Linked DNA regions of Homo sapiens: regions 1, 2, 3 and 5 are each linked to region 4. Evidence: chromatin loops called from intact Hi-C (ENCODE). Cell type or tissue: natural killer cell. All regions are shown on one strand. Region 1 overlaps PIP4K2A (phosphatidylinositol-5-phosphate 4-kinase type 2 alpha). Region 2 has its middle 14 kb from the start of ARMC3. Region 3 overlaps PIP4K2A (phosphatidylinositol-5-phosphate 4-kinase type 2 alpha). Region 4 overlaps PIP4K2A (phosphatidylinositol-5-phosphate 4-kinase type 2 alpha). Region 5 overlaps PIP4K2A (phosphatidylinositol-5-phosphate 4-kinase type 2 alpha).

What was found. Hi-C counts contacts between places; a loop is a spot of excess contacts. Peaks named below come from ENCODE experiments on the same cell type or tissue, not always from the same donor. Only the 100,000 strongest peaks of a DNase experiment are listed, where the experiment ranks them.
Region 1: it touches region 4 in a loop (2.4-fold over the local background); 4 of 110 quality-filtered maps call a loop at or near these places.
Region 2: it touches region 4 in a loop (7-fold over the local background); 2 of 110 quality-filtered maps call a loop at or near these places.
Region 3: it touches region 4 in a loop (3-fold over the local background); 3 of 110 quality-filtered maps call a loop at or near these places.
Region 5: it touches region 4 in a loop (2.5-fold over the local background); 4 of 110 quality-filtered maps call a loop at or near these places.

Annotation. Positions count from the first base shown.
Region 1 is chr10:22,663,920-22,668,919 of GRCh38, reverse strand. All of the region lies in intron 1 of PIP4K2A (phosphatidylinositol-5-phosphate 4-kinase type 2 alpha), which reads left to right. Among named protein-coding and RNA genes, the nearest start is that of PIP4K2A, 48 kb to the left of the region's middle. In natural killer cell, no CTCF peak of the experiment used is centred here; DNase peaks (open chromatin) are centred at 1,609 and 2,269; H3K4me3 peaks cover 434 bases; H3K27ac peaks cover 4,319 bases.
Region 2 is chr10:22,911,499-22,916,498 of GRCh38, reverse strand. No RefSeq gene overlaps it. Among named protein-coding and RNA genes, the nearest start is that of ARMC3, 14 kb to the left of the region's middle. In natural killer cell, no CTCF peak of the experiment used is centred here; DNase peaks (open chromatin) are centred at 2,808 and 3,298; H3K27ac peaks cover 2,239 bases.
Region 3 is chr10:22,680,458-22,685,457 of GRCh38, reverse strand. The region is part of intron 1 of PIP4K2A (phosphatidylinositol-5-phosphate 4-kinase type 2 alpha); the gene reads left to right. Among named protein-coding and RNA genes, the nearest start is that of PIP4K2A, 32 kb to the left of the region's middle. RefSeq lists enhancers at 1,405-1,474, 2,015-2,234, 2,975-3,094. In natural killer cell, no CTCF peak of the experiment used is centred here; DNase peaks (open chromatin) are centred at 2,047, 2,807, 3,107, 3,577 and 1 weaker place; H3K27ac peaks cover 4,934 bases.
Region 4 is chr10:22,595,270-22,600,269 of GRCh38, reverse strand. All of the region lies in intron 3 of PIP4K2A (phosphatidylinositol-5-phosphate 4-kinase type 2 alpha), which reads left to right. Among named protein-coding and RNA genes, the nearest start is that of PIP4K2A, 120 kb to the left of the region's middle. RefSeq lists an enhancer at 1,096-1,145. In natural killer cell, no CTCF peak of the experiment used is centred here; DNase peaks (open chromatin) are centred at 1,042 and 2,919; H3K27ac peaks cover 4,828 bases.
Region 5 is chr10:22,643,498-22,648,497 of GRCh38, reverse strand. The region is part of intron 1 of PIP4K2A (phosphatidylinositol-5-phosphate 4-kinase type 2 alpha); the gene reads left to right. Among named protein-coding and RNA genes, the nearest start is that of PIP4K2A, 69 kb to the left of the region's middle. In natural killer cell, no CTCF peak of the experiment used is centred here; DNase peaks (open chromatin) are centred at 1,147 and 2,017; H3K27ac peaks cover 5,000 bases.

The DNA.
Region 1 (5,000 bases), 69 kb before region 4:
ATGAAGAAACATCCCCAAAGTTTACTGTTAAATTATCTTATTTGGTATTTTTTCTTTACAAAAACAGCCCAAACCATGTTTTGCTTGAAGCATCAGGCTTCAAGAGAAGTACATGTTTCTTATATAAATTCCCATTCGTGTTTTGTTTGGTTTAATATCTACTGTTGCTAGTAGACTGTGTATTGGAAAGGAATATTTTCTAGTATTTTCTGCATTGATCCACATGCATAGTATTTCATTTACATTGTGGGCCATATAGAATTTTGCAGACTAGTTCAGAAAACCAGCTTCTATTTATAACATTGAATTTTCAGGAAAATGCATTCTGAGTTCCAAATAATGAGCTTAGAGCTTTACTTTTGAAATACAGCCCAATTGTATGTTGAGAGCTGCCTACCCTGTAAGCCAATGAAGGGTTTTTATTTTGTATGATATTTCAATATGATCCAGAAGCATCTGGTTTATCTAGCATACCATTAAAAAACAAACAAACAAAAAAAACACTGTGCTACTTAGCCAGGAGAGGTCTTAGTTTTGCTTTGACTTCAGCCCATTGTCTTTTTAGTTGGTGATAGTCTGTGATGAAAAGGCCTACTGGGAAACGTTGAGAGAATCTTTTAAAATTTTAATGCAGGGAATTTTAAAGACCAGTTTAAAAAATACTACTTAAGATTGGGCGTGGTGGCTCACGCCTGTAATCCTAGCACTTTGGGAGGCCAAGGCAGGCGGATCACGAGGTCAGGAGTTCAAGACCAGCCTGGCCAACATAGTAAAACGCTGTCTCTACTAAAAATACAAAAATCAGCTGGGATTGGTAGCACGCGCCTATAGTCCCAGCTACTCAGGAGGCTAAGGCAGGTGAATTGCTTGAACCTGGGAGGCGGAGGTTGCAGTGAGCCGAGACCATGCCATTACAGTCCAGCCTGGGTGATAGAGTGAGACTCTGTCTGTCTTTCTGTCTGTCTCTCTCTCTGTCTCTCTGTCTCCCTCCCTCCCCCTCTCTACACACACACACACACACACACACACACACACACACACACACACACACACAGAAGTTCACTGAAAACTTCAGGATTTTCTGTGGCTAAGAGTCCTTTCAATCATGAAAGTATTATTTACTTCTAAAACTTTTTGGAGGACTTTTAAAATTGTTACAAAGTTTTTTTCAAAATCCTCTTTTTACAAGTATTAGTTTCTGGGAAAAGCTGGAAGACATCTATTTTCTAGTTAAAAAATAAAGGCAAAGGATTCATTTTCTAAGAGAATTTTAATTTTATAACCTCCCAGATTAATGTCTTGGTGTATAAATGTGTATCTCATGGAATGTGACATGAGAAGCACGTCATTTGTTAGGTGCTAAATTTGTTTTTACGATTATCGATTTTATAAGTGATCTTCAGTTTGTTGAAGAATGAGTAAAACCACATAGATATTACTTTCCCACTTTAATCTTTTGGATGAAAGCAACACATTCAAAGCCAAAGGACTTAGAGTGAAATCTTAAGGTGTTTGCTACCATAATTCTAATTTGGTATTCATAAAAAATTATGTAATATTTCAAGACTTAACGTGCTCTGTTTGAATACACACATCAAAACTCTGTGGTTGCTTTCTTTTTTCCACTTGAGAAACTAAATTAATTTAAAGCTAGTTTGTGGAATATAATTGAACACTAGTTATTTTAATTTCCTTGCTACTTGATCAAGATCTTGCTCTTTTAAGCATCATGTGAAACCGTTAGTACCCACTTTCACCTGGCAAAATAAGGCATTTTACATGATCAGGGCAAATATTTTTCTGACTCTGATGAAGGACTTCTGTGCCAGTCAACACATTATTATTTTTACAAAGTTATAGTCTGTGAGTTGGAAATGTGGGTATTTTTTTCTTTCCATGTTATTTGCTATAGTTATTAATATTAATTGGAAAGTGATTGTTATTAAGCAGGTAGTGAATAGATTCACCTGCCCTTTTTACATGTGCCTCATAGAATGGCATCGGCCAATGATTAACTTTCTTGCAGAGATGTGGATGTTGGTTGTTCTGATGCTATATTGGTATATTATTCCTATCGGTATAGGACTATTAAAAACTTTCTACAAATGTAATGGGAAAATGTACGTTCGGGGAGCAAAGGGGTAGTAGGGCTTATCAAATGCAAGTGACTACTGGGAGAGTGCTGTTTCAGATGAAGCCTGCAGAAAGAAAAAAAGAAATGTAGGTGCCGGAAACAGTGCAGGGAGAACTTAAGAAGAACCGCAGTTGGGGTTTGTGCAGGCTGAAGAAAGCATTTGATGATAAGCCAGCTGCAGGATGTTGACACAGGGGCTGTGTTAGCCTGGGTGTTTGGAATTGCCTTCTGAGTAGAATTTTAGAGCTGTTCCTTGGTTCTACTTAAGTATTTGATAATATCTTTTGGGATCGATAATTTTTCAAAACAGGCTTCCTAAATTAATGCCTTCCTGCTGCATAAAAAGCTGTTCCTTTTCTTTGGTAGATTGGGAAAAGAGCATTGAAAGGTCATGGTTTCTCCCGTGACTTTTATATGAGGGTACGTTTTTCTCCCCCTGGAGTTTAGATGGCCATCATAAAAACTGGTTGATAATCAGTAAGTTATACAATATACTTTAAAGGCATTGTAGCTCTCAACATTTCTCAGATATTTATTTTGAAATTCATGGTGGAAGAATTTGTGTAATGTATTCTTTTCTGTGTTTCCCTATGTAATATTGGTAAAAGCATTATTGGGAAACAAGGAGAGTAATGAAAGTAGCATCAAAACTTATTGGAGTTAGGGGAAAATAATTAAAATGTGTTGTATTAGATTTTTTCCTAAAGATAGGTGGCAAGGCAACCTTTCCTTGGTCAAGTTTATTAGAAACCTATTTCAGACATTGTAGAGAATGTTGTATGTTTATATAGCATTCCTGGAAAGCCATCTGAAAATAGTAATCAAAATTAATATATATGGCCTTTGATCTCACAGTCCCACTTCTGATAATCTATCCCATAGAACTAAAAGTACTGATTAGTAAAACTGTGTGTGTGTATATATATGTATATATATGTATGTGTCTGTGTGTGTATGTATATATATGTGTATGTCTATATATATAAATATATTTATAGCATCATAGTATATTGCATCTAAACATTGGAAACAGGCCAGGTGCAGTGGTCTCACATCTGTAATCCCAGCACTTTGGGAGGCCAAGGTGGGAGGATTGCTTGAGCCCAAGAGTTTGAGACCAGTGTGGGCAACATAGTGAGACACCATTACTTTTTTCTTAAAAAAAAAAAAAAAAAAAAAAGCCAGGTGTGGTGGTGCACCTCTGTAGTTTCAACTACTTGGGAGGCTGAGGCAGGAGGATCTCTTGAGCCCAGGAGGTTGAGGCTGCAATGAGCCATGATAGTGCCACTGTACTCCAGCACGGGTGACAGAGTGAGACCCTGTCTCAAAAGATACAATGGAAACAAAGTGAATGACCTTCAGTAGTGGAACAGCTAAATAAATTATAGTGCGTTCACTCTCTGAAGTAATATAATTAAAAGTGAGCTAGACCAGTTGTGTAGGAGGGATCTGTATGATGTAGTTTAGGAAAAGGCACATTCAGAGAAATATATGTAATAGGATTTCATATTTTTAAAACGCAAAGCATTTCTCTTGTTGCTTTTGTCATCACACATACCAACCAAGCTGCGCACCTTGGCTTGTTAAGGCTTGAAAGTCACAGGTTGGTTAGAGGGAAAAAAGTAAAGTGATGAAGACAGACATCATAGAGCCAGTTTTTCATTTATGTAAAAATGTATGTGTGTGTGTTTGTATATGAATGTATTAAATATATCCATAAAGATATGTATACAAAAATCAAAATATTGTGGTTATCTTGGGTATTGCTATTACAATAATGTTATGTTTTTTTCCTTATTTTTCTCTATTTGAATTTTTTTCAAGGATCCTGTGTTTATATAATGTGAAAGGAAAATAAAACTTTTCATGGAGTGGGGGACAAAAGAACAATGATGTCCAGTTTTCCATTTTGTGTTATTAGTATTCTAATATAAACCTCAAAGTTTTAATGAAATCTGCTAATTCACCCAAACAGAGTTCTCACTTTCAAATGTAATATATTTTAAGACCTAGAAGATGTCTGTGGCTCTGTGGTAGTACTTCGTACTGAAAGCATACAGCTAAATGTTTCTTTTATGTTGAAACTCTAGGACATTATTTATTAGCATTAAAAAATAAAAGTAAAACATTTTGGATTGTAGAATTTTTGTTTAAAAGCATGTATATACCAAATAGAAAACAAAGGGCTTAAAGACTAATAGATTTAACCACATAAGAGCGAAAACTTCTTTTATCAATGCTTATCATAAGTAAGATCAAAAGAAAAAAATGGAGAAAAATTGGCAAGCATAAAGGCATACTATTGTGTGTGATCACCAAGAAAAAGTAATTCTGTAGAAAATGGAATTAAAAAAACCATGAAGAGGAAAAACCACAGATAAAAAATATAAATAGCCAGGAAACATAAATATGTTCAGTCACAGTAGTTATCCATGTAAATTAAAACAACAGTTACACATTGCTGATGAGAATGTAATTTAATAGTCTTTCTGAACAATAGTTCGTGTATGTGTGTATGTGTGTGTATATATATATGTGTGTGTGTGTGTGTGTGTGTATATATATATGTATATATATATATGTATATATATATGTATATATATGTATATATATATATGTATATATATATATGTGTATATATATGTATATATATATGTATATATATATATGTATATATATATGTATATATATATATGTATATATATATACGTATATATATATATGTATATATACATATGTATATATATATATATGTATATATATGGAGAGAGAGAGAGAGCCTTAAGTGGGCATACCCCTGACCCTAGTAATTCTTCCTCTAGGAATTTATTATGATTTAGCTAATTAGGAATGTCTTTTTAGAAGA
Region 2 (5,000 bases), 320 kb before region 4:
TTTTTGAGACGGAGTCTCGCTCTGTTGCCAGGCTGGAGTGCAGTGGCGCGATCTGGGTTCACTGCAACCTCCGCCTCCCAGGTTCAAGCGATTCTCCTGCCTCAGCCTCCCGAGTAGCTGGGACTACAGGCACATGCCACCACGCCTGGCTCGTTTTTTGTATTTTTAGTGGAGATTGGGTTTCACCATGTTGGCCAGGATGGTCTCAAACTCCACACCTCATGATCCGCCCACCTCAGCCTCCCAAAGTGCTGGGATTACAGGCATGAGCCACCGCACTTGGCCAGAGAGAAGAATTTCAAAATAATATTGCAGAAATGGTCAACCAAGAAAGCCAAGAGATCAGGAAGCTTAAGTCACTTTCAAGCAGAATAATGAGGATAATCTTGGTTTGGCATTTAAGTTCACTAATTTTTCTCTTCCTCACCCTAATTAGGCTAATTTTTTTTTTTTTTGTCTTGGAAAAGTTATCAAGTGAAACAATAGTGCCTAGCAAATCAGGCCAGCTCCACCCCACAAAATTTATATCTCAAAGAGAAAAAGCTTTGAACTTCTTAAAGCATGTGCAAGTTCAAAATAAGAAACAAAATTCTCTTGTGAAATCAGATTCAACAGTATTACATTAAGTTCAATTTCATAGCTAAAGCCAAGTTCCATGTGTAATTGCAGAATCATTCAATTTAACAGCCTATGTGAAAATTTGAGAACAGCAAGGCAAAGTCATAGAAAAGATGTCACTTTTATATAGTACCATTAGTAGATGCATTTATGATGTGAGGTGACACAGAGGAAGCACTACTCTAGAAAATATTTAAATCAAACAAAGACTGATGACTCTATGGACATTTCTAGTAACGTGCAGTTAATAAATCTAGTTAAGACTGCCTAAAGAGAAATGCTTGGAAAAAAACATTATCTGTCTTACAAAGAGTTACCAAAACAAAGTTCTTGAAATAAGATACTTAAAGTACTATATGAATATGTCAGAAGAAATAAAATACACTAGAAACACTGTTTAAATGGGTGTGATACTGCTTTCATAGTAGTTAGCGGCTTTACATAAAAAGTTCATTTCAAATACTATGAGTAAAAGAATCCATCATTTTAATTACACATAAATGTTAGTGTAAAACTTTTTCCATGCATCTATAGTCCACATTAAATGATATTCTCAAGATAGCGAATCCAAGCCACTGTAGTCATATCTGTTTTCAGCTCTATGCAAAGAATTAAGATCAAAAAAACACTCTTTCCTGGTTCATAGCACAGAGTATAACCAATGAAATTTTTTGTTAAGAATAGCTGAGCTCAAATAACAATTAAAATTTATGTGAGTATAAATTATTCTTACTTTACAGAGTCGAAGATTAGTTGTAAGCTTAAAAAAATGTGTTAACTAACATTTTCAAGCATTTTAATACACATGATCCAAGTTTGGAAGGACCACAAGAAATACAGTAATGTGCACTGTCAATATCCATGGACTTAAGAAATCACTACTGATGTTTTAGTAAGTGTTGGACTTTGTGTGCTAAAGAGTTAGAAAGACCAGTAAAGCTGTATCTATTTTTGCTGGAAGAAGCACTTTATTAAAATTTTGAAATAATAAGAAAACATTTTAAAAGATTCAAAACCATTTGTTATCACAAACTATTTCAATGTTGCATTTGTCAAAGAAAGGAGTTGTGTTTAAAAGTGATAAGCCTATGAAATATGATTTTAAAAGGTCAGAGAAGAAATGATCTGATAAGAGCAAGAAAGCAGTTTTAATTCATTAAAGACAAAGCAAGAATATGCTACTTTTTACATCTACTTGTGTAGTCTCTGACAAAATCACCTTAGTAAAAAAAGTGAATATTCTTTGTTATATATTTATGATAAAGAAAATGAAATAAAAATTACTGTGGATATATTAAATACTGATTTCATAATATAAATAGCTTCACATCTTTAAATGAGATCATTGGCTTTGCCCCTGCAAGTATTTTACACACACACACACACACACCCCCACACACAATATCTCATTTACAACTTGAACCTGTAGCATGTAATTTATTTTCTTTTATTTTTTTGTTTTCAGAGACAGGGTCTTGCTCTGTTGCCCAGGCTGGAGTGAGCAAGGTGACTATCAAGAATATGTAAGATTTTGTTGAGAAATTACTGTATCCATAGTCCTAGCTACTTGGGAGGCTGAGGCAGGAGGTTCACTTGAGCCCAGGTGTTTGAGGCTGCAGTGCGCTGTGATAGTGCCACTGCACTCTAACCTATTGACTTCCCCAAATCTCTCCCAGTTTGACTGGAAGGCTCAGTGTGACTTACAAATATTGTCATTTTCTGTAAGTATCTTGGTGTGAAAAAGTTTGAGAGGCACTCATCTAAAGCCTTACCGACCACCATTAAGTTCCTGGCTGGATCTACAGAATTTTGTTCCCAACAGTCCTAGTCTAGTAAGTTGGCATTATCCATACATGCAGAGATCATAAAATGTGTCTTTTATGTAATTTTTAATGAAACTTGGTCTTACCTTCCCTAAATCAGCCAATTTTCTTTCCTGATATTGAAGTATTTGAGCAGGAAGTTAACTATGTTAATTCGTGTTAATTTCGCAATGTTATAGTTGTAGGTGAACGTAAACTAGGACTAGAAGAGGTAAGAAATCATGATGGATTTTCCCACCCCACCCCAGAAAACACTCTTGCTGCATCTAAGTTATTATGGACCTTCAGACTCAGCATCTTTCTCCCCTAGATTGTGTCATAGTCAACATATCTATTTCCATGCCTAGATGACGTTTTATCTCCCATGCGCTACCCACAAGTCCTTTGGTGCTGTTAGTGTCAGAAACTAATTAAACCACATGATAGTATCAGCTCTCCCATTTTTAGCAACCCGAGAGTCTTAGCACAAAAAAACTTCATTTGACTCAGTAGATATGTTCTAGAAAATAGATTTTTTAAAAAAAGAATTTTTGAAATCTAATTATACTTTGAGAACAGTAAGAGAGTTTACTATTTAGAGAAATCTGAGAATGAATTACTTCACAGACAAAAAGCAAAGAACCTTTACTAGGGACTGAAAGTTAGTGTCCCCCCAAAATTTATATGTAGAATCCTTAATCCCCAATGCGATGGTATTTAGAGGTGGGGCCTTTGGGAGATAATTAGGATTATATTAGGTCACTAGAGTAAGGCCCTCATAATGTGATTACTGCCCTTAAGAGGAAAAAACATGAGCTCTGTCTCTGCAACATGAGGATACATGAAGAAGGCAGCTGTGTGCAAACCAGGAAGAGAACCGTCACCAGATATTGAATCTGCTCACACCTCGATCTTGCACTTCTCAGCCTCCAAAACTGTGAGAAATAAATGTGTGTTGTTTAATGCACTTGTATTTGTTATAGCAACCTGAACTAAGATAACTCTTCAGTAAAGAAAGCAATTATCTATTGTTTATCTACTTTTGAAATCTAAATTTGCCTCAAGTGAAAGGGTACATCTGTACAATACTAGGTAGATGATCACAATATGTTCCTTTTAATGCAGTCTTTGAATTCATTTCCATCCAAATTGAATTAGTCATATGGTTTATTGTTGTAAATCAACTGAAATTAGTCGAAGATAAATAATAAAAATGTAAAGACTTCTGTTTTCTTTAACATTCAGTTCAGTGTTACCTATGTAAGGAAAGCTATAAACAGTGTGGTAACCTTTCACCGTTTCTAGAGCTTAAGCATACATATGCCAATATGTACCATAAATAGTTGCTATTTCTCTCAACAGTAGATTGCCACAAGGCAGTTTCTTCCACCACACTGTGTTATTTAAAAGTTATCTGCTTTGTTGGCTGCCGTTCAAGGGCGCTCTTTGCCTGTAAATCCTCTTTACCTCATGCTATGGGGGAAGCGAAATCTTGGCACAATTTCAGAGTGTTTGTATTCTTGTACCGAGGAGAAAAAAAAAAAATTAATGGCTCCAAAGACTGACACTGCTCTGCAAATGGTCATGAAACAGTGGGAAGTCCTGTTGGCTATTCAGAAGGGTAACACTACCAAGTGCCCACAGCGAAAAATAAGATCCCCTCAGACGAGAGGCAGCCACTCTATAAAAAAGATCATTTAAAAGCCTGAATGATAGAGTTTCAAAGTAAATAAGGCTCATTGTGTACTTGACTCCGGGCCTTTAAAATCAGCTTAACTTAGTGGACGAGGTCCTTAAGTAGCAATCATTTACTTCTTAGACAAGTTTTTACATTCTTTTGACTCTGAACTTGGTTTCTGTAATTTGCATTGTGGAGATAGCAGCTTGTTTGCTAGTGGTTGTGAAGTTTAAGATAAAATAGGGTACATTTCGCTTAGAAAAAGAGTAAAAACAGATGTCTGAGACAACCTACCCCTTTGAGATAACATCTTCTGTGAGGGATGCTCCAAAATGGCTTATTCCAGTGGTGGAAGAAATTCTTCTACCTGGAATGTGTAATTCATACTGGTGGATAAACAGTAGGTACTCCTGTCAGAGCAACGTCTAGGTAAAAAGTGGTTCCCCTAGGTTGGCTTCTGACATTTAGTTTGTCTTAAAAAACAAACAAACAAAAACCAGAGTAACTGTGCTGGTTTAAGAAAGGATCCCCTGAACTGAGAAGAACTAGGTTAATCTAAAACCCAGTTCCAAATCACCAGAATAAACTATACTGAATAGAATGTGGTTGAGAGGCTCCCCCAAGAAGGCCAGTGTGTTGAAAGTAGAGGGAATGGATCAAAGAGCTCTTCTTTTTGCCTGTTGTGAGCTGTAAGGTAATCCTACAGCATGTGGAACTACTGAGGCCAGGATCCTGGGTCTGATCTCTCTAGGGTTTTCTGGCCAAACTGGGCCAGAGATTTTGGCTTGATCAAGATGATACAAGATTACTGCTAGAAAAGGAAGTCTGGGCTTGAGTCTTTCCAGTAACATGTGGTGACTACCACCCTGATTAGAGAGGATCCTATGGCCTGCATTTAGAAG
Region 3 (5,000 bases), 85 kb before region 4:
CTCCCAAAGAGCTGGGATCACAGGTGCAAGCCACTGTGCCCAACCCTTTTCACTTTCTTAACCCTGAGATTTTGATTCTGTCATGACCAAAATTTCACAAGGAAAATTGTCTTAATGATTCGCCTCTCTTCTGAAATTTTTTAGTATTATGATTCATTAATAGTATGACTTGATGCTAAATGTCCAAAACATTGTTTAATAAAATCAGTTGAAGAGTATACACTGGGACTCTTAAACTCCTTTTAAAAATTATCTGGATATAATCTCTTATGCTGTGTAATTATAAGTTGTACTTCTTATCTCATAACTTTAAATACTCAATTCAAGCAGAACCATTTTCAGAATCAAAGTCCTATTGAAAATGTAAACATTAGACTTCTTGAAAAAATATATACATGGCAGATCTACTGTGGTTGAAATTAAATGACAAGAGTGTCACCAGTAATGCGGTTTCTGTTATTGCACGGGTTCCACAGGTGTAAAAATAACCCTTACTAGCACCCTGTTTTACTAGCTGGACACTTGCCGAAATGGTCAGGAACACAAAAGTGAAGCAGCTGTGTATCGGACAGCTGTGGACAAGATGTCCATAAGCAGTGCTATAAGGACCCACCAAAGCACAACTTCAGATGACTTGGCAGGGCGGTGACATGCTGGGAAGCAACAGTCATGGGCTGTGCATTTTCACAGAAGTGTTCAAGGAACTCCAGGGTAATTTACAAATGGCCACTTTGCCATATGCCTGAGACACTGGAAAGATTTTTAGTGGGTGGCATCCTATAGACCAGGGATTGTTTTGATGCCAGGGAGCTCGAGCTGATACTGGACATTGGAAGGTGTGTCAGGTTTTCTGATAGACAAATTATGTTTCACTAATAGAATGTTTTGTTTGAGGTAGGGAATATTTTTAAGAGGACAAGGAAAGCCAATAGGTATATTTTTAAAAATTATGAACATATATGTATAAGAAACAGTATAATGAAACAAGCGCATTACAAAGAATAATGATAAAACACATTGTGTGTTAGCTTTTGGCAGAAGGAATATAAGCTTAAAAGTTTTTTAAACAACTTTCTTTGGCAAAAGAAGTAGAGGCAGTGGCAATCAAAGAAAAAATAAGGGATTCAGACAAAGCGTACCTAGTATTAACTGTTAGTACCACAGATACTAATGCTGGTTTTTAATTAAAACGACCCAATCAGTAATGTCTTTGAGATTGCCTAAATTTACATTTTGCTCTCAAGTATTTTTAAGTCATAAAACAGCAAGCCAGTGGGGAAAATAAACTGAAAGATGGTTTGCCACAGGCCTGAAACTGTGAGTGGGGAAGTTGGCATACTAAATTGTAATACAGACAGATGTGAGGTAATGCATTTAAGGGGGGGAAAAAGACTACATTCTACACACAAAGTAATGGGCTCCAGGCTTCTTGTGAGTATTTCAGATAGGAATCATTCAGTTTCTAATGGGTATTTGGCCGATGTGGTGCTTATTGTAGCCAGGAACGTTCCGGGCAAGGAAGCGCTGGGCGATTCCAGGAGAGATATAAAGAAAATATTTCAAGATCTGACACACTTTGAATTGTGTGTGTGTGTGTGTGTGTGTGTGTGTGTGTGTGTGTGAACTGCTTGGTAGGAAAGCTACAAGAGAGACTGGGAAAGGCTAAGGGAGGGGCGACTGAAAGAGGTACCAAACCATGAGAAGAAATTACAGTCAGGAGGGACGCTGCAGTCTGGAAAGATGAAGCTGTGATTAAAAACCATGATAAACACGTGCTCAACAGACTTCTTTATCAAACCCTGCAGAAGGGAACAGAAGAAAGCAGTTGCTGCTTGAGGGGGAAAGTTAATGGAAGAAGAAAATAACTTGTTTTCGACAGTTGACAAAGCAGTTTCACCTTTGTCATCTCACCTGACCTGTACCCAGCACTGAGGAGAAGGCTGGGGACAAGTCATTATTCACATTTGACAGATGAGCAAACAGATCAGAGTAAGTGACTCGGCTAAGTCCACACTGTCAGCTCTGCGGTCAGGATCAAACCTGGCTCTGACTCAGGTCCCCTTGCACTTGGCCCACCTCTGAGTTGCGAAAACTTGGGGTCTGTACCACAGCATGGAAGACTTAGGATCACTGTGAAAAACTGTGACTTAAGATCACAGTGAAAAACGGCAAATGCAAATACTGTTAAAGCCTTGACTCGGTGGTATGAGCAGAACTCATAAGAGTTGAGTCAGAGAGCAGTCCAGGTGTCTTCAGCTCAGATAGCTGCCCTTGCTAGAGAGGCTGCTGGTTGAACAGTAATTTATCAGCTTGATCCAACATAAAGTTTCTTCATTTTTATTTATACTGTACTGTCGTGTCAGCTGTTTTTGTTGTTGTTGTTGTTGTTGTTGTTTTTCTTTTTCTTTTCTTTTTGGCTTCAGAAATGGCCTCAGCTACGCAAAAATAAAGAAGGATCTGAAAGATCAGTCTTGTTGTAAAGAAGACAGCAGGTGACATGGTAGATGACCGCACATTGTTCATTCCCAAGGTCATGGGTAGTGCCAGGATTTTCAGACGCAAATGATGCATATGTAAAGATGACTGGACCATCTGTGTCTCTTCAGATCCTGTTGCAATTACCAAGTGTTCCCAGCAAGGGTTAATGTGGTGTGTGAACCTGACTAACCTCAGGTTCTAGTTCTCCCTCCCTGAGTAGAGAGTCTAGGAGCCAAGTTCAGACTGGCTCAGTCTGGAGGAATTCACAAGTGAGGCAGGTTTAATGGAAGAACAGATACTCTGAGGTTTTGGAGGGCCTGTGATGTGCTTGTCAGCGGGTTCCTGCTTCTGCCACCCCCACCACGGAGCACCAACCATGTGGTTTGTTCTTTGTGTACTTTGTTAGCTAAACTCTCAAGTGTCAAGTTGATGGCACTTTTTTTTTAGGTTCATGGACACTGTTACTGTCCAATAATTTGTAAGTCAGCAATGCTTTGTTTTATCAGTAAAATAAAACACTATATTAGGAATAGCATGATCAGAACAGGGTGGTTTCCTAATTTTTAGATTGCTGGCCTTTTCTAGAAAATAAAGGCAAGGTGTGCATACTTGAGGTTTGAGGGCTACCATTGCCTCCTGGCAGAGGAAATGAGTAGGCCTGATAGTTGCTAGGTTAAAAAGAAACAGTAGTTGAAATACTGAGAAAAGTTTAATGAAAAGTAACTTTGGCTCTTAAGTAGAACAGTTTGAGGACAGTGAAAAATTCAGTAGCTAAGGGTTGTGTGCTCTCTACACAGGGATGGTGTGTGGATTTGTGGATAAGGTATGCAACAGAGTACTCCTCTTTGAGCATTTTTATATCTTGAATTAACTATAGCACAGGAGTTGGCAGACTATGGCTTGTGGGCCAGATCTGGCCCGCTGCTTGTTTTTGTGTGGCCACGAACTAAGGATAGTTTTTACGTATGTACAAAAAAAAAAATGGTTTTCTAAAAAAGTATTTCATAATGTGAAAATTCTATGAAATTCAAATTTCAGTGTCTGTAGATAAGTTTGATTGGAACAGAGCCACACTCATTTGTTTGCCAGTTTGTAGCTGCTCAAACAGCAGAGGTGAGTCATTGTGACAGAGACTGTGTGGCCCGCAGAGCCTAGAATTATTTACTGTCTAACCCTTGCAGGGAAAGTTAGTCAGTTTCTGCTACAGTAAAATATTGCTGGTAGCTGAAATTAGGAGTTTTCACCTCTTTTCCTGCGTTTTATTTTTTAATTTTAATTTAATTTTATTTATTTTATTTTTTTTTAGAAATAGGGTCTTGCTCTGTCACACAGGCTAGAGTACAGTGGCGCCATCATGGCTCAATGCAGCCTCTACCCCCCAGGCTCAAGGCATCCTCCTACCTCAGCCTCTTGAGTATGTGGGACCACAGGTGCATGCCACCACACCTGGCTAATTTTTAAAATTTTTTGAAGAGACAAGGTCTCACTGTGTTGCCAAGGCTGGTCTCAAACTCTGAAACTTAAACAGTCCTCCTGCCTGGGCCTCTCAAGGTGATGGGATTACAGGCATGAGCCACTGTGTCTGGCTGAGAAGCCAGGTCTTGAGAAGCCAGGTGGCTCAGAAGGCCTAGCTGACAGTGTAGGGGAGACAGAGGTCCCCTCCAACCTCCCTTTAGCTCTTAGTGGGCTCTTCAGCTGGATCTAGAAGTCAGGTTGACATCAGGCAGATTAATAGGAGAAAGGAATACAAATTTTCTTAGTGTTACTTGCACCTGGGAATCTTTAAAAGAGTGAAATCCAAAGGAATTGGCCAAAGCAAGACACTTTTATGCTGAGAACGATACATTTGAGAAGAAATGACAAGAAAAAATCTGGGGCAGTACATTTCTAGGGGAGTCACTGGGAGGATACATGGGGAGTATAAAACAGGTAGAAGATAAGGGCTACTTCCAGAAATTTCCTTATTCAGGTTAGTTGCATCTTCCAAACCCTAGTCTCTGGGATAAGGGCTATTTTCTCGCCTGAATAGGTGAGGGGCCCCTCCCAAAGGAATCTTTGTGGCTTGCTACATGCAGGAAGACCCAGGTCACCTGGCTTGTTGGGGTCAAGTTGGAATCTACAACTTTTTCAGTGTTTTCAGCTCACACTAATCAATATAAAAATCCGGCATATTTTGGGATGGCATGTCCTTCACTCTTTGAACAACATCACCAAGACCTCAATACATGTGTAGGGTCACCTTGGATCACCAGCCCTCGCTGAGCTGTCGCAGGAACACAATGTTGAGCCTCCTTGAGTTCTTGACCCATGTCATTATGAGCCAATAAAATGGCAGTGGTTTTAAGCCATGAAGTTTTGGGGTGTTTTTTACGCAGTGTTACTTAACTGAAAAGGACTAGGGATGTATGCTAGCCTTTTTATTGTCATTCATGACAGAGGGAAAATACCCTCTCATCCAGGATGTTAGTAAAGAATGTAGTTAAATCCTTCTGCCACTTGAGTTCCTGGTACGTGTGGCTCAT
Region 4 (5,000 bases):
AAAATGAAAACTTTTCATACATGATTTTTAGCAGAATGTATACAAACGACCATCAAAATGGAAAAAAAAAACAAATTATACAAGACTTACGTGATTAGTTCAAGAGAATTAAATATGCAAAATGCTTGGTTGTTTAAAAAATGCAGGGAAAAGTAACTGTTACTAAATGAGGACACTTTTATGAGAGAGAGAAAAGATTGGCGGTAAGAATGAGCTAATTAAATTGACATTTATGTTTCCTTCCCCCTTCTGGGGGCTCCACTAATCCTGGACCTCCGACTGCGGAAATAAACATCTTCAGCGCAGACGTTTAGAGGAAGGGGGAAAGGACAGCATCGTTAATCCTTTTCTTAAGGGAAAGGACAATAAATTTCCAGTTATAAATGTAAAAAGGCATTACAGAGGGAGCTTCATCTATCATTGCCTTCCTTTATTTGCTGTTGAGAGGACCGAGATAGCACCAGAGCCTCAAACAGCTTTTGTGGTTTGAGCTAGGATAGTGTAAGGTAGGAAAGGTATTTGGCTATGGGAAAAGTACATTTATTCACCACGTTGCAAAATAGGCGAAAATGAACTAAATTGTCATACTCTTACCTGCCCTGCATCATACAGCTTTGCCCTAGAACTTGAATGTTTGTCCAACTGTTCGTTTTTCTCTAGCTCCCTATGCTAGGAGCAAACTTAGAAGCAACATTTATTGGCTGTGATGTGTCCACTGCAATCGTGTATGGGTGCTGGCCTGAGTAGAGAGCACTTGCCAGGTCACCTCACTCATCCAGAGACAGCCTCATGGTGGATGAGTGTGTCTAGGCTAGGGCACTTGAAAGATCAATGTTTGGGCCAGTCACAAACACCTGTGTAATGTATGGTTACATCCATATGAAATGTCCAGAATGGGCAGATATATAGAGACAAAGATCAGTGGCCTTTCTAGGCTGGGGGATAGGGGAAGGAATGGGAGTGATTGCAGATAGGTTCAGGTTTCTTTTTGGAGTCATGAAAATGCTCTAAAAATGATTGTGGTCATGGTTGCATGATTTGGTGAAAACATTAAAAACTGTTGAGTTGTATACTTTAAATAGGTGAGTCATATGATATGTGAGTCATATCTCAAGGAAGAAGAATGCTTGGAGTTTGAAACTCGTTTAATTTATTCAGTAAGAGACGTTTTTTTCCCAAAAGGTTGAAACTAGTTTAATTTATTCGATAAGAGACAGTTTTTCCCAAAGTTGATTTTGGCTGTTGTTGTTTTTTTGGGATGGGTTATGGTATCAGTATTTTTATTTAGAACAGGTGACTTTAACTAATTTCGTAATTTATAATATGAAACTATCAAATGTATAGAAAGAAGAAAAGGAATAGCCAATGAAGAAAGTGTATTTTTGCAGTTTGTGCATGTTGATTATTAGATTTTTTTCCCATAAACTAATAGTAAATCATCGTCCATTCCCTAAGTCTCTACAAACTGACAGCAGAATAATAATTAGAAGAATGAGCAGGAAGCTTAGAGACCATTAAGTCCAGCTGTCTTTCTTTGCAGATAATCAGATAACAGAGTAAGGGAGGTGGGAAGGGTGAGTTGGAGGGAGGACGCAAAGCCCTGACTTCAGCCCATTGCTGTTGAGATGGATCACCCTGACACTCTGAGGCTGCTTCCTGGGTCCATTCTGTTTTGTCGTCATCTATGTCCTTTGCCCATGTCTGGTTTGAGAGGTCACAGGGAAGTGAGCAGGGGCCAGCAATAGAAGGAAGACCTTGTGGGCTGGGAATTTTCAATCTGAAACTTCCTTGTGAAATTTTAAATTCTCCTTTTAACATGTAAGTTATTATTGAGGCCTTTAGGAAATAACTTACTGTCACTTTTGAACTGATAGGTGCAGAATCCCCAATTTTGTCTGTTTGTTTTTATTTTTTAACAGAGTCTCTGTCTGTCAACTAGGCTGGAGTGCAGTGGTACAATCATGGCTCGCTGCAGCCTCGAACTCCTCAGCTCAAGTGATCCTCCAACCTCAGCCTTCCTTATAGCTAGAACTACAGGCACGCACCACCACATCCGGCTAATTTTTTAATGCTATGTAGACACAGAGCCTTACTATGCTGCCCAGGCTGGTCCCAAACTCCTGGCCTCAAGTGATCTTCCCACCTCAGCCTCCAAAAGTGCTAGGATTACAGGCATTAGCCACTGTGCCCAGCCCCCAATTTTGAATTTAAATAATGTCACTTTATTGCAGACCATATAACTCTCCAAGTGTGTCCATGACAAGGAATTTGATTTTTAATGAGAGTAGATCTCTCCAAAGCCTGGGTGGATTTCACTGGGTAATTTTATCTGGCTGCTTTCTCCTGAAGACAGACAGGTAGATAAGGGTAAGTGTTCCAGAAAGTGAATATTTTACTTTGGAGATGAAGAGGACTAAACCAGCCCTCTAAAGGGTGTTTTTAAGGCCTTAGGTAGGATCAGCTTCATCTCAGATTTGCCCTTTTAAATTAGGTGATTGAGAAGAGAAAGAATTTTTCTAAATGGTGTCTTCTGCTAGGCTTTTTTTTTTTCCATGCAGAGCTGGTCTTAACTTGCAAATTTCATCTTAATTTCTTTTTTTCCCTTCTCGTTTTTTTTAATCCTCCCAGCTTAGTAGTATAGAGAGTGCATATAGAATATAGAGTAACCCAGAATTCAGCACTCCCAGTATAAAAGATTGCTCCTTTCAACTTTGGCATTCTTTGTGAAGAAAATCTGTGGAGTTGTAAGCAGAGAAAGTGGATGGGACAGTCTTCTAAAGGCAGAAACCAGTGACAGGAGGAAAACAAGAACCTCCGACAATTCTCAGACCACATAAACTAATTTAAATAGACATGATGCAGTGTGCCACATGGTCAGAAATGTGAAGAATTCTTAGGGTTGACATCGTCACCACAGTCAACAGGACTCACAGGAAATGCTAAGTGCTGGTCCTCCTTCAGCCCTGTGTTACGCTGTGTGAGTGCCTGACTCTGGGCCCAGGGCTCAGCAGCACGGTCTTCCTGTCCCAAAGGCTTATTCCACAAACACATCTGTCTCAGCTCCTGCGTGGAGAGAAGACAGCTCCTACTCTTCCTACTCAGTTAATGTAAAGTAATGAACAGTCCTAGAATGAGTTCAGATAGCTTTGTACACATGTTAATAAAAGTGTAAATAACAGACTCCGGACTGCATTAGCACTGTGGCTGTTACTGATATTTTCTACACACTTTACTTGGCAAAATCGAAAACCTGAAGACAGGTTTGGTTTTGTGCCAGCTGGCTCACACTCTAAATTGGCATTAGAAGGTGTATGTCACTATAGAAAAATGACTGTCCCTTCATAATGCCCACCATACTCTGGAGCCCAGGCAGGGAAGCAGCACGGCAGGGGGAGATGGAGGCTCTGGGCAGGGCCCCTGCAGGGCCCTCCATGTACACCAGCCCACCTGATGTTGGAGAACTGAGTTGGGCAAGTCATTTCTGCTCTCTGGGTCTGTTTTCTTATCTGTATATTGAGTGGTTTGGAATCATCTCCAAGGTTGCTTCCAACTCTAATGCTCTTTGAGGTTTATTTATACATGGAGGGACCCCTCGGGGGCACCTGAAGGTCACTCCCAAGCTCTGTTTCCATCAAGGGCCTCCCAACTTGTCCAAGCATCCAACATCATGCTGTGATTCCTTTTTCCTTTGCAACAAAACAAAGCACACTGAGGAGTTTCTTATTCAGTGTCAGTAGATAGACTGTTTTGAGGCAGCACAGTGACTGTGTTGAAGATATAAGACCTCCTTCCCTGAGCTCATGTGCTCGTTCTAGCTGACGTTGTCCTGAATACATCTGGAATCTGTGAAGTGTTATTTTCACTGCATGTTCTCTTTCATCTCAGCCCAGGTGTCCTAAACCATCATTAGGCCCCTGCTGAGATGATGGTTGTACTGTCTTCTGATCGGACTCTGTTTCTTGGGACGGTTGTCCTGAGTCACCTTCCGAGGCCCATGCTTTACAGCATTTCCTAGAGCAACGAGTCGAGTCTTCGAGTAAATCCTTTTTTTTTTTTTTTTTTTTGAGACGGAGTTTTGCTCTTGTTGCCCAGGCTGGAGTGCAATGGCACAATCTCAGCTCACTGCAGCCTCCGCCTCCCAGGTTCAAGCGATTCTCCTGCCTCAGCCTCCCGAGTAGCTGGGATTACAGGCATGCCCCACCACGCCTGCATAATTTTGTATTTTTAGTAGAGACGGGGCTTCTCCATGTTGGTCAGGCTAGTCTCGAACTCCCAGCCTCAGGTGATCTGCCCGCCTTGGCCTCCCAAAGTGCTGGGATTACAGGCGTGCCCCACTGCGCCCGGCTGAGTAAATCCATTTTTAGAGTCATAAAAGATCCAAGGTAGAGGTCTAATTCAGCCTGTTCTCTCCCCAAGCTTATTTTCCATCACTTCATAGACCCGGAAACTAAGGCTCAAAGAGACTAAATGCAATCTACAAGAACTGATGAATGTTCTAGATCTCAGACCAGTGCCCTCACCATTACCCTGTGCTGCTCAGGTTGGAGTGCGGTGGTGTGATCTCGGCTCATTGCAATCTCTGCCTCCCAGGTTCAAACAATTCTCGTGCCTCAGCCTCCCAAGTAGCTGGAATTACAGGCATGCACCACCACACCTGGCTGATTTTTGTATTTTTAGTGGAGACCGGGTTTCACCACGTTGCCCAGGCTGGTCTCGAACTCCTGGCCTCAAGTGATCCGCCCACCTCAGCCCCCAAAGCGCTGAGACTACAGGCATGAGCCACTGTGCTGCCTTTAAAAACACATGTCTGCTGCATGCCTTGGAAGAAGGCAAGAAAGTAAATGATAATAAAAATACATAAACAATTTTACTTTATTTTAAAGGCTACAAAAAGTCTATGATTATGATGACAGAAGTTTAGTCTTATCTTTGTAAATCGCCCTTTTTGGTTAGTTCATAGAAAGCTTTAGACAGGAATCTTAGGCACATTGCTTGGCTCC
Region 5 (5,000 bases), 48 kb before region 4:
TGTAACAAGTGGTTAAAGATTTTCAAAGACATTCATAAAAATTGAAGAATAATAATGAAGTTGTCCCATGGAAGAAATATTCTTCAGATTACTTTTCCTCTTCTTTGATACTGTAATAACCAGAGGGCCATTTAATGTCAGCTAATAAAGGAGTCACAGAGTAACTACTAAGCAGACTTAAGGAATTAACTCTCCCCACACCGTCCTTAATTGAGTTTTTTGGTTGTCTGAATATTTTCTGTACATATTCTCACTCATTATTTGGTACTTTTTTTTTCTTTTTACTTAGCATATTTTAAGATACAACCTTTGCAGGAAAGAAGAGAGAAAACTGTATATTTAAACAGAGTGAATTTTGTGTTAACTCTGAAAGGACAGAGACTGGAAGGAAGATAAGTCAGGGCTTGAATATTCCAGGAAGGCTTTGAGGAGGAAGGAAATAAAGTCTGAACAGCCTTGAAGAATGGGTAGACGTAGGAAAGGATTCAGGAAGGTCTTTAGATAACAAAAGTAGAGATCCAGTGGCTGAGATGTTGTCGATGTTTTATTTTTATCTTCTAAATGCTTTTCTTGGAAGATCTTATTTCTTTTCACACATTGTTTTTCTTTTGTTTTTCCCAGCTCTCTGCTTCCAGGGCTAATGGTGAGTTTTCTGCCGTGTAAAATCCCAAAGGGTCGCTTGCATGTACTTGTTGCCAGTAGCCTGTTTTCATTGGGTCATTTACTGTGGTTTAATATGCCACTTCCCCAGTGGACCTGATGTGAAGAAAGTCCCCACAATCCTGTCTTCTGTGACCTTTCTGAGGCCTTTTCCTTGTTACTTGGAACAAAGATGTGATAGCTGATTGGGAGGAGAGTGTTTCATGTCATCTATCACACCAGTCACTTTGTTTTTCCATGTTGTTGAATGCAGATTGAGTTACTGTTGTGGCCTATGTTATTGTTGTCCATGTTGTGTAGATCTCATGACTCTCTGATGGTGTTTAAGATGGGATGCCTCTGCCATCAAATCCCAGGAGAGCCTGTTTTTCTCCACCTCGGTCCTTTCACTTTCTTATCTGCTTCCCTGCCTCCTCCTCTGGTCCCACAAGCCTTTCACAAAATAGTTAACATATTTGCTTTAAGACAGAGCTTGAAAACACACGCACACGCGCGTGCACACACACACACACATACACACACACACACAGTATTTAGAGACTAGATACTGAATTGTCTGATGAGACTTAGAATTTGATTCTCCTACCCTGTATCTTGCTACCAAAAATGGCACATGGGCACACATACACACTTTTAATAGGCAACTTAAAGCCCATGAAATAATGAGAGTAATAATAATAGTAGTTACGAAGCCTTGCATTTCCTATTCTGCTTTGGCCAGAGAGCAATAAAGCCTCATTTAAAAAGCAGCTTTCCATCTTTCTTTGAAAAAACTTTGTAGTAGAAGTAAACAATTCTGTTTGTTTCAGTGAGAGAAAACACCCATGGATCAGCCAGGTTGACAGCCTAGTCAGCTTGCATCCTGGTTTGTTTTTTTTTGTTTTGTTTTGTTTTGTTTTGTTTTTTGTTTTGTTTTGTCTTGAAGAGTTTTTGCTGAAGGAAGCATTAGAGTTCTACTTAATATGCATACAATAGAAAGTAGTAATTAAGGAAAAGGATATATCAGCCAACCTATCTTAAGAAGGATCTAACTAGATAAACTTTGTCTTTAAGACAGTCCTGACTCTCAGACTCCACAGGTGGGTGCAAACAACAGTGCTCCCCACTGGAGATCCTGGGGCCCACTTTGGCTTGCCTTCAGAAAGGGAAGACAAAGTGTCCCTCCCAAGTTACAAACGCAGGTTGTATACTGTGGCTTTTACTCTCTGATAACCAAATTAGCCTTCTAAACAACTATTCTCAGCAGAAGTAAGGGTGGTCTTGATTTTTGTGTTTTTTTTGCCATCCATACTAGTCTGCTTCCTGTCTTTTCAGAGAGCAAGGCTGTTTGTAAGAAAAATGTGTGAACTGAAAACCACCACTACCACCTATTAGATGAGTACAAGATAACCAGAAACCAAATACGAAATGAGCTGTCAGAGCTGTTGATAAGCTCTCTTGTGTGAAAGGAAAGAATAAAAATGCAGCAAAAGGCCATGAGAATTATTTTTAAAAGTAAGACTATAGACAAAAGTCCAAGGAAATCTTAATCTCCCTTTCTCTATTCCTCTTGTCTCATTCTCCAGCCAACTTTAGGGACAAGCAATGTCTTCATCGAGAGGCACATCACATCCCCAAAGGTGGGTTCTTGGTGACCAAAGTACCTGCCTACAGAAAGCAGAGAAGCCTGTTTTCTTCCTTGTGTCTGTAGGAAAGTTGTCTTTCAGATGTAGTCTTCTTTGTTCATCTGTTACTGTGCACTGCCAGGCTGACCCCTTTTCTCAGGCAGATTGATCATGAAATTAAAAATGGTTTACCTGAGTTAATTATATTATTAGGCTGGGCACAGTGGCGCACACCTATAATCCCAGCACTTTGGGACGCCAAGATCGGTGGATCTCTTGAGCCCAGGAGTTCCAGACCAGCCTGGGCAACATAGGGAGACCCCGTCTCTACAAAAAATAAAAAAATTAATACAAATAAATAAGTAGATTAGCTGGTGTGTTGGCTCGTACCTGTAGTCCCAGCTACTCAGGAGGCTGAGGTGGGAGGATCAACTGAGTCCAGGAGGTCCAGGCTGCAATGAGCCCTGAGCTGAGATCTCACCAGCTTGGAGTGTAGACCCTGTCTGAGTCCCTGAGTGAGACCCTGTCTCAGAAAAAAAAAAAAAAATTAAGTACTATCTTCATGTTTTTCAAGACATTTTCCACTTGTTACTTTAACAAAGTTTACAGTATTCTACTTGTTTTCATTCCTTCAAAACTAATCTTTTTCTTTCTTTTCTTTTCTTTTCTTTTTTTTTTTTTTTTAAAGAAATAGAATCTTTCTCTGTTACCCAGAACTGGAGCACAGTGGTGCAATCGTATCTCATTGCAACCTGAAACTCCCAGGCTCAAGTGATGCTTCCATCTCAGCCTCCCGAGTAGCTGGGACTACAGGTCCTGCCACCATGGCTGGCTAATTTTTAAAATGTTTTGTAGAGACAGGGTCTCACTATGTTGCTCAAGCTGGTCTGAAACTCCTGGGCTCAGGTAATCCCCTCACCTCAGCCTCCCAAAGTGCTGGGATTATGGGCGTGAGCCATCGTGGCTGGCCCTAATTCATTTTTAATAACTAACCAGACACACTAGTGGTGTTATACGTGAGCATTAATATTTTTTTGTCATCGTCACCCATTTAAAAAAATTGCGTTTTCAAAATGAGTTGCTTCAACCTAGTGTGGAGAATCAAAATTTTAAAAGATCAAAATTTTGGTATTTTAAAAGTCAATTCTGACCAATTATAGTGATTTGGTTCTACCTGATAGTTTAATATTTCTTTGCTCTTTTAGTAAGTCCCCAGCATAGGGGGAAGGGGGTAGGCAGTAAGTCTTAGAAAACTGTCTTGCGAATTTACTGACTCTTATGGATTGGGAATTTCTAGGAGTATCTGGAAATTAACCGAAGCAGTTCTTTTTCTTCTCCAGTTAGGGCAAGTTGCCATGAAACAAATAATGGTGACTTGGTTGGTTCATTTAGTTCATTTATTTATTGAATATTTATGGCCTGTCCACTAATTACCTGGCACAAGTGTAGGTCCTAGAAGATACACACTAGGGAAAAAATAGACACACAGACTAGATCCCTACTGTCCTGTCTTACATTCTAGGAGGCGGAGAGAAAATGTTAAAAATGAACAAAGTAAGTTGTCAGGTCAGGTGCTACCAAGTGCTAGGGAAGGAGATTAGAGTGGTGGGTGCCATCTGGATAGGGTGGTGAGGGGAGCCCCATCTGCTAAGGTGGCATTTGAGAGGAGACTTGAGGTGAGAGACTGGGAAGTGAGGTGGGGACCGAAGCCTGACGGACTAGCCATGGGCAAACCAGGCAGGAGTTTAGCCAAGGTGAGGACTTGTAGAGGAGTTGGGCAGGGATGTGAAATAATTAGCTTGATGTTCTGCATAGGATGCCCTGGGCTGCAAGGTGTGGAACTGATAAGCCAAGACCTCCCAGGAGGCTTTGCCGCCATCTGCAGAATCATGCTGATGGCTTTGAAGAGAGAGGCAGTGGTGGAGAGAAGTGGCTGATTTGGGGCATGTTTTGAATAAAGAGCCCACAGATTTGCTGAAGACTTGACTGCAGGGTGAGAGGGGAGTCAGAGTCAACTCCGGGAGTTTGGGCCCAAGCTACTCTGTGCATGGAGGTGCTACTCTGTGCGTGGAGGTCCCACTGGCTGAGAGAGGGAGGGGTGAGCAGGAGCTGGTTGCAGGCCAGGGGAGAACAGGACTTCATATTTACGTGTTGTTTAGTTTTGGGGATGCTTGTTAGAGATCCAGCTGGGGATGGTGATTAGCAGGAGTTTAGAATTCAGTGGAGAGATTAGGGCTAGAAATGTTTTAAAAACTGAGAGCCATTGCACTGCAGATGGTGGGGCAGGCTGGGTTCTGGAGGATGATAAACCCTCCAAGGGAAGGGGAAGTGGCCAGGAGCCTTCCAAGAGGCAGAGGCGTGGTGTAATGTGATGGTAGGTGCTTCAGAGGGGATGACCGCTTCAGGGAGGAGGAGGGAATGGGGGTGTGGGATTGGTCAGGAGGAGCACAAGGCACCTACCCCATCTTCTGGTTCTGTGGTTCCTGCGCAGAAGAAAAAAATACTTGAGGGGGGCTGCAAGGGAAGTGTGGTCCTTGGGGACAATCAGAATTTGGCTGGCATGAAAAGATAAAGGTTCAGCGTTAGGTTAATTTTTGCTGATGAGAAATTATGACTCTTGGAGAGCCCCATGGAGGGATTTGGGGGCCTGGGATGGCAAAGGTTCAGGTCAACTGGGTCAGGTTAGGCAATCTTTGGAGGGGAATGGAGCGAGCTGGTGGCTAGAATTCTTGTAAC